Regions from separate parts of the Mus musculus genome. Here region 1 is linked to region 2. A link is a contact called in ENCODE Hi-C or POLR2A ChIA-PET data. All regions are on one chromosome and are shown on one strand. Each heading gives the region's core, a stretch centred on a gene start or an enhancer-like site at or near the end of the contact. The rest is flanking DNA. Distances are from core to core; before and after follow the strand shown. Region 1 holds the start of Ap2a1 (adaptor-related protein complex 2, alpha 1 subunit). Region 2 holds the start of Fuz (fuzzy planar cell polarity protein).

The links. Hi-C counts contacts between places; a loop is a spot of excess contacts on that map. ChIA-PET counts read pairs that join two places held with the same protein, here RNA polymerase II (POLR2A).
Region 1: a loop to region 2 is called in a map of gastrocnemius, with 7 times the contacts of the local background. The contact joins the promoter of Ap2a1 here to the promoter of Fuz in region 2. A Hi-C loop is called at or near these places in 4 of 37 maps with a recorded cell type or tissue (gastrocnemius and heart). POLR2A ChIA-PET finds 5 or more read pairs at or near these places in 3 of 5 experiments (Patski and embryonic stem cell).

The regions. Positions count from the first base shown.
Region 1 is chr7:44,928,208-44,930,907 of GRCm38, reverse strand. Ap2a1 (adaptor-related protein complex 2, alpha 1 subunit) reads left to right here and starts at 1,418. Exons shown (of 24, transcript NM_007458.2): 1 at 1,418-1,628. The coding sequence starts at 1,562. It also overlaps a transcript of Tsks not described here.
Region 2 is chr7:44,894,676-44,897,375 of GRCm38, reverse strand. Fuz (fuzzy planar cell polarity protein) reads right to left here and starts at 1,297. Exons shown (of 11, transcript NM_027376.3): 1 at 1,014-1,297; 2 at 708-829; 3 at 377-461; 4 at 47-115. The coding sequence starts at 1,124.

The DNA of each region.
Region 1 (2,700 bases), core at 169-2,668, 33 kb before region 2:
ATCTGAGCCACACCCCAGCCCCTCACTGGGGAGTTCTAGGCAGAGGCTCTACCTCTGAGCCACACATACACCCATTCTCTCACTGGGGGATTAAACGTTACATCCTTAACCTTTTCTGTTTTTGAGACAGGGACTCTCCATGTAGTCCTGGCTATCCTGGAGCTGTTTACATAGATCAGGCTGGCCTCAAACTCACAGAACACTACCTTCTATTCACAAGGACTCAGTGCTGCCTCTTCCTAGGTCCCAGGACATAACTACCTTCTAGACCCATTCTGGGGGTGTCAAATTAGAAAAGCCTGTCAGGGGTGCCGTTTTGTTCATGGGGATAATAGACATGGACTCTCCCAAGTCCCTTTGCCCCAAATTTCTCAATAACCCCGGGCATTGGTGTTCTGGGGGCTTTGACTTCCCTGCAACTAGTGAACCATAGAACCTAGGGAGTCGGAAGCAAAACAAACTGACCCAGTCCTCAGCTGTGGCTTTAACTGGCTTTTCCTTGAGTGGTTCTCCAGAACTGATGGAGGAAGCAATTTTGATCTTATGACCATTATAGGCAGATTGTCTTCGGTACTGGGGTTTAGGGAGGAAAAAAGAGTAACCTATATTGAAAAATGTTTAAAAACCAAAATAGTAATCCCAGTTTTCCATTTTTGAGCTGTAGTCTTGGGGAAGCCACTCAATCTCTTTGGACCTCAGTGTCTATGGTAACAATCCTTAACCGGCAGTCCCTCCTCTCATGGATAAGAGGTTTGCAGACAAGTCAAATTTCCAGGCGTTGTTTTTAGGGAAGGGAATGCTCCCGAGGCCGGGGCTCGGGAGTGGAGACCGACTGGGAAGAGGGAGGCGCCTGCGTAGTGGACACCTCACGGTCTACCGCCTCGCCCAGCCCCTCTCTGCAGCAGGGAATTGCAGGCATCGCTCCACCTATCGCAGTTCAGCTAACTGACAGGGCTTCTTTCTCCTTCCTTCTCTACGGATCGTCGCCCTTTTGCCCGCCCCCCACAACCGCCCCTTCGAGGGCGGAAGTATGACGCTTCCGGCGAATCGGCAGAGCCTTGCGAAGAGCAATCTCCTCACCCATTGGTCTTCTTTTCCCGAAGTTCCGCCTCCTTCGGCCTCTTACATCCCGCCCTACTGGCGCGGAGCTGGTAGTCCATCCAATTAGCGTTGGTCTCGGCCGTTCAGGGGGCGGTCCCAGAGTGTGTCATCGAACTCCCCCGTCTCTAGGGCAACGCCCCCTGCCTCCCTGCTCCGAACGGAAATAGCCCGGTACTGCACCAATCATCACCTGGTGTCTTTACTATTTAGCCAATCAGAGAGAGAGGAGGGCGGGCGTTCTATTGTGAGCGGCAGGGCTCTCAGCTAACAAGTGGCGTACGTTCCCGGATGACAATCCGTAGGGGCGGGTCTGAGGCGGGGCGTCGGCCTGCAGCCAGCCCGCCGCTAGCCCGCCCTCCCCCGGCCGGCTCCTCGGCGCCGTCTGGGGTCCTTTCCGCCCGGTGCCGCCAGCCAGCCCCGCGCCCGTTCGGCCAGGCTTGGAGCCGAGCCCTCCGCCATCATGCCGGCTGTATCCAAAGGCGATGGCATGCGTGGGCTCGCCGTGTTCATCTCCGACATCCGGAACTGTGAGCTCATGACCGGGGCCCGGGGGTCACGCGGCGACCGGGCGGAGGGAGCAGGGAAGCGCGGGGGTGTCCTCCCGGGAAGGACCAGGATGGCGCGGGCGGACGTGGCGGGAGGAGGTGGAGGGAATAGGGCAACGGGTTAGGTAGGTCATTCAGTGCCATCTCGAGCCTAGATGGAGGAAATCAGGGACGCAGAAGAGATGGGAGGCGGGCAACCACCTAGGGCCAGGGGCCAGAAGTTGGGGAACTGCCCAGGAACCAGAGATGATATAATTGGGGACAGCAGAAAGACCAGATATAATAAAGTGGGAAGACAGCAGAGGGACTCGAGATGATAAAGTGTGTGTGTGTGTGTGGGGGGGGGGGGGGATCAGGGTAACCAGAGATGATGAAGTGGGGAGATACCAGAGGAATCAGAAATAGAAATGGGGTGACAGCAGAAGGATAGAGAAGATAAGGTGGGGGACAGCAGAGGGATCAGTGATGGAAGTGGGGAAACTGCAGAGGAAGCAGAGATGATAGGGTAGGAACAACACCATAGGGCCCCCAGATGATAAGGTGAGGACATAGCAGAGAAACTAGAGATGATAAGGTTGGGGGGACAGCAGAAGGACCAGAGATGAAGAGGTAAGGGACAGAGGACCAGAGGATGATGTATGAAAAGACTCTACATGGAAGATTGTGTAAAAGACATGGAAGGCACCAGGTGTACTTGTGCAGGCCTTTAATCCTACTACCTCTGAGACACAGGTAGGCTGATGATCTCTGTGAGTCCATGACAGCCAGGGTTACACAGAGAGACCCTGTCTGAAACAGCTAACGTCCCCCTAATCCCCCACCCCCAAACAAGGACAGCATTGAAGAGGCTACATGTAAAAAATAAGGGACTATAGTATAAAGTCTTGGGGAACCTAAGATACCAGCAGGCTCTGGGAAGGTATCACAGAGTGAGTGTTTATGATGGAAGCAAGGTATCTTAATGCTCTGTGAGAAGAGCTCTATCAAGCTGGGGGAGGGGAAGTTTGTACCCTGAGGAAGGGAACAAGGCAGGCCTGGATCCAAGCCTTTTTTG
Region 2 (2,700 bases), core at 48-2,547:
GGCACGACTTAGGGATCCTAACGTCACTCACATCCCACAGCCTCACCCTCAATTCTTTCTTCAGTCTTTCTACATTCCGGATATTGGTCAGCTCCTCAAGTCCCACAATGAGAACCTAGAAGAATCACATAGGACAGCGGGGTCCTTAATAGGATCTAGTCAGAGAGGACAGTATTTGAATGGGTGTTGAGAGGAAGGCCAGGTCTGGATCCCTGTGTATGAAGGTGGAGGTCGGGCTCCTGGACTCCTAGGTATGAGGGAAGAGGGCTGAGGTCTGGATGTCTGGGTGTGAGAAAAAAATGCAGGTCTGGACTAAGGAGAAGAGGCTGGGGGTGCAGCTCTCTTGAGTTTTGGAGAAAAAAGGGCCCAGTCTCACCATGGCCCCAAACACCATGTGGAGCATTCTTTCCAGCCTCAGCTCAGAGGTGCCCTCCTCAGATGACAGAACAATGAGAGTGATACTGTGGGGAGGAAAGAAGAGAAGCAAGAATGAAGTAGAGGTCAGGCCTGGGAAACGGAGCCAAGCGCTTCAGCGTCTCTGGGCTATTCCTATGCTGCTGGCTACATTCTGCTGGGAACGCAGGGATCAGAGAGGGTGAGTAGCTTATCAAAGATTCCCACAGCCAAGTCACCACTGGCAGGACTCTGGGGTCACCTAAGCCAGGAACCACTGCCCAGATCTTGTTCCCTTGCTCCCGCCAAGGGACCTGTCATGGAAGTTCTTCCACACTACGGTTGTGTCTTCCGTTCTTGCAGAGTTCAGTTGCACATCCAGATTCTGGCCGAACATGTGGACTCCATTGAGAGAGCCGATGACAGAGAAAGGAAGCTGAAGAGTGGGGAAGCATTGAGACCTCACTGTCCCACTTTGCCGTCTCCCCACATCCCCCCAAAGTTCTTCAGGAAACCAGGCTTATTAGTCCCCTAAAGGCTCCGAGCCTCTACTCCCTGCACGGTATGCCATCCCAGCTTCCCAAACCCCTTATTTAGACGAAGGAGTCGAATGCCCCCACCTGTTGACGGGAGGGGGCGCCGCCGCTGCTACTCCGACAAAACAGGGGAACCCCGCTAGAGGCTGCGAGGCACAGCAGATGCACCGGGCTTCCCGGCCCCTCATCCCCCATCTGGAAGCCCGCACCCGACAAGTCACCCCCCTGGAGACTCTCGGTGTGGATCTAGGAGCATGCGGGTAGTGAAAGCAAGTCGGCCTGCCGTTTGGAGCCGCCAGAGGGCGAGAAGCCGGATGGCTAAATTCCTGCCTTCATCAACTCAGCCCCTCCAACAGGATTCTTTTTCCGCCCCGGCCGGAAGTCATCATGACCCTAACAAAGATGGCGACAAGTATTGCTTGCCAAGCGTTCAAGTTGTTCCTGGACAGCTTCACATCTTTTGTATAACGAGAATGAAGAATCTAGTTTGAAGATGGTGATGGTGCTAAGGTGTTGCCTACAAACCTTCATGTGTGCTGTAATTACGTGCTAATTTTTTTTTTTTAAACAACTGGTTGAGGATGGGGACAGTGCTAAGGCACTGCCTGGCAACTGCAGCGTGGCCTTTCATTCCATAGTGGGAAATACCCTGCCCCAGTCAAAGATGGCCGTATGCTCAGGCGTTGCCTAGCAACTACCATTCACAATAATTTCTGTTTCAAAACTCCGAACCGCTGTGCCACCGTCTCCCTCTCATTTTTTCAGAATGGTTTGATCCAGGCAGTGTTGCCTAGTAACCACCAAATGAGATGGTTGTTTTTGTTATTAGTGAAAGGCAGAAGAGAACCTTTTCCAAAATCATGAAAACCACGTAATTTCTGTAACGAATTAATGCCAATGATGGTGTATCGTGTCGAAAGGTAAAACACGGAAAACTTTGTTCCATGCAACAATAGAAGTTAGCACCGAGGTAGCAAGACAGATTTTCACAGATATGATCACTGTACTATCACTTCCAAAGCTTTCTTCCAAAGGATGGCTAGGAGCCAGGGAGATGGCTCAGCACATCCCAGGGCTTGCCATGAAGACCTGAGAAGCTTGTAACCCCTGGAATCTTCATGGTAGAATAGAGAGCTCACTCCACAAAGCTGGCCTCTGTACACATGCCATGGCACACGCACTGTAAGAATCAAAATTTATTTTCTAGTTTAAAATAGTATGGCTATTAAAATAGTATGGCTACAGCTTCGTGTCTTTATTTTCTACTTTCTGGGTGAGTTGCAGCCTTTAGGCCTGGTTGGCCTGGAACTCAGGGTAGCTGTTTGGCCTGGAATGGCGAATGCCAGCCACTCTCTTTTTCTTTGCTTTCCTTTCTTTCTCTTTTGCTTGTTGTTGTTTAGTGTATTTTTGAGGTGTGGTCTCATGTAGCCCATGCAGACCTGGGACTTGCCATGTGTCCTTGAAATTCCGATTCCTTTTTCAACATCTCAGTCTCCTTTCTTTCTTCCTTTCTTTTTTCTTTCTTTCTTCCTTTCTTTTTTTTTTCTAGATTTATTTATTTATTTTATATATACGAGTACACTGTAGCTGTACAGATGGTTGTGAGCCATCATGTGGTTGCTGGGATTTGAACTCAGGACCTTTGGGAGACCAGTCAATGCTCTTAACAGCTGAGTCATCTCTCCAGTCCAGTCCAGCCCCCATCTCAGCCCTTCTAATGTCTTTTTATACTCTGTTTGTTTGTTTGTTTGTTTGGTTTTTGAGACAGGGT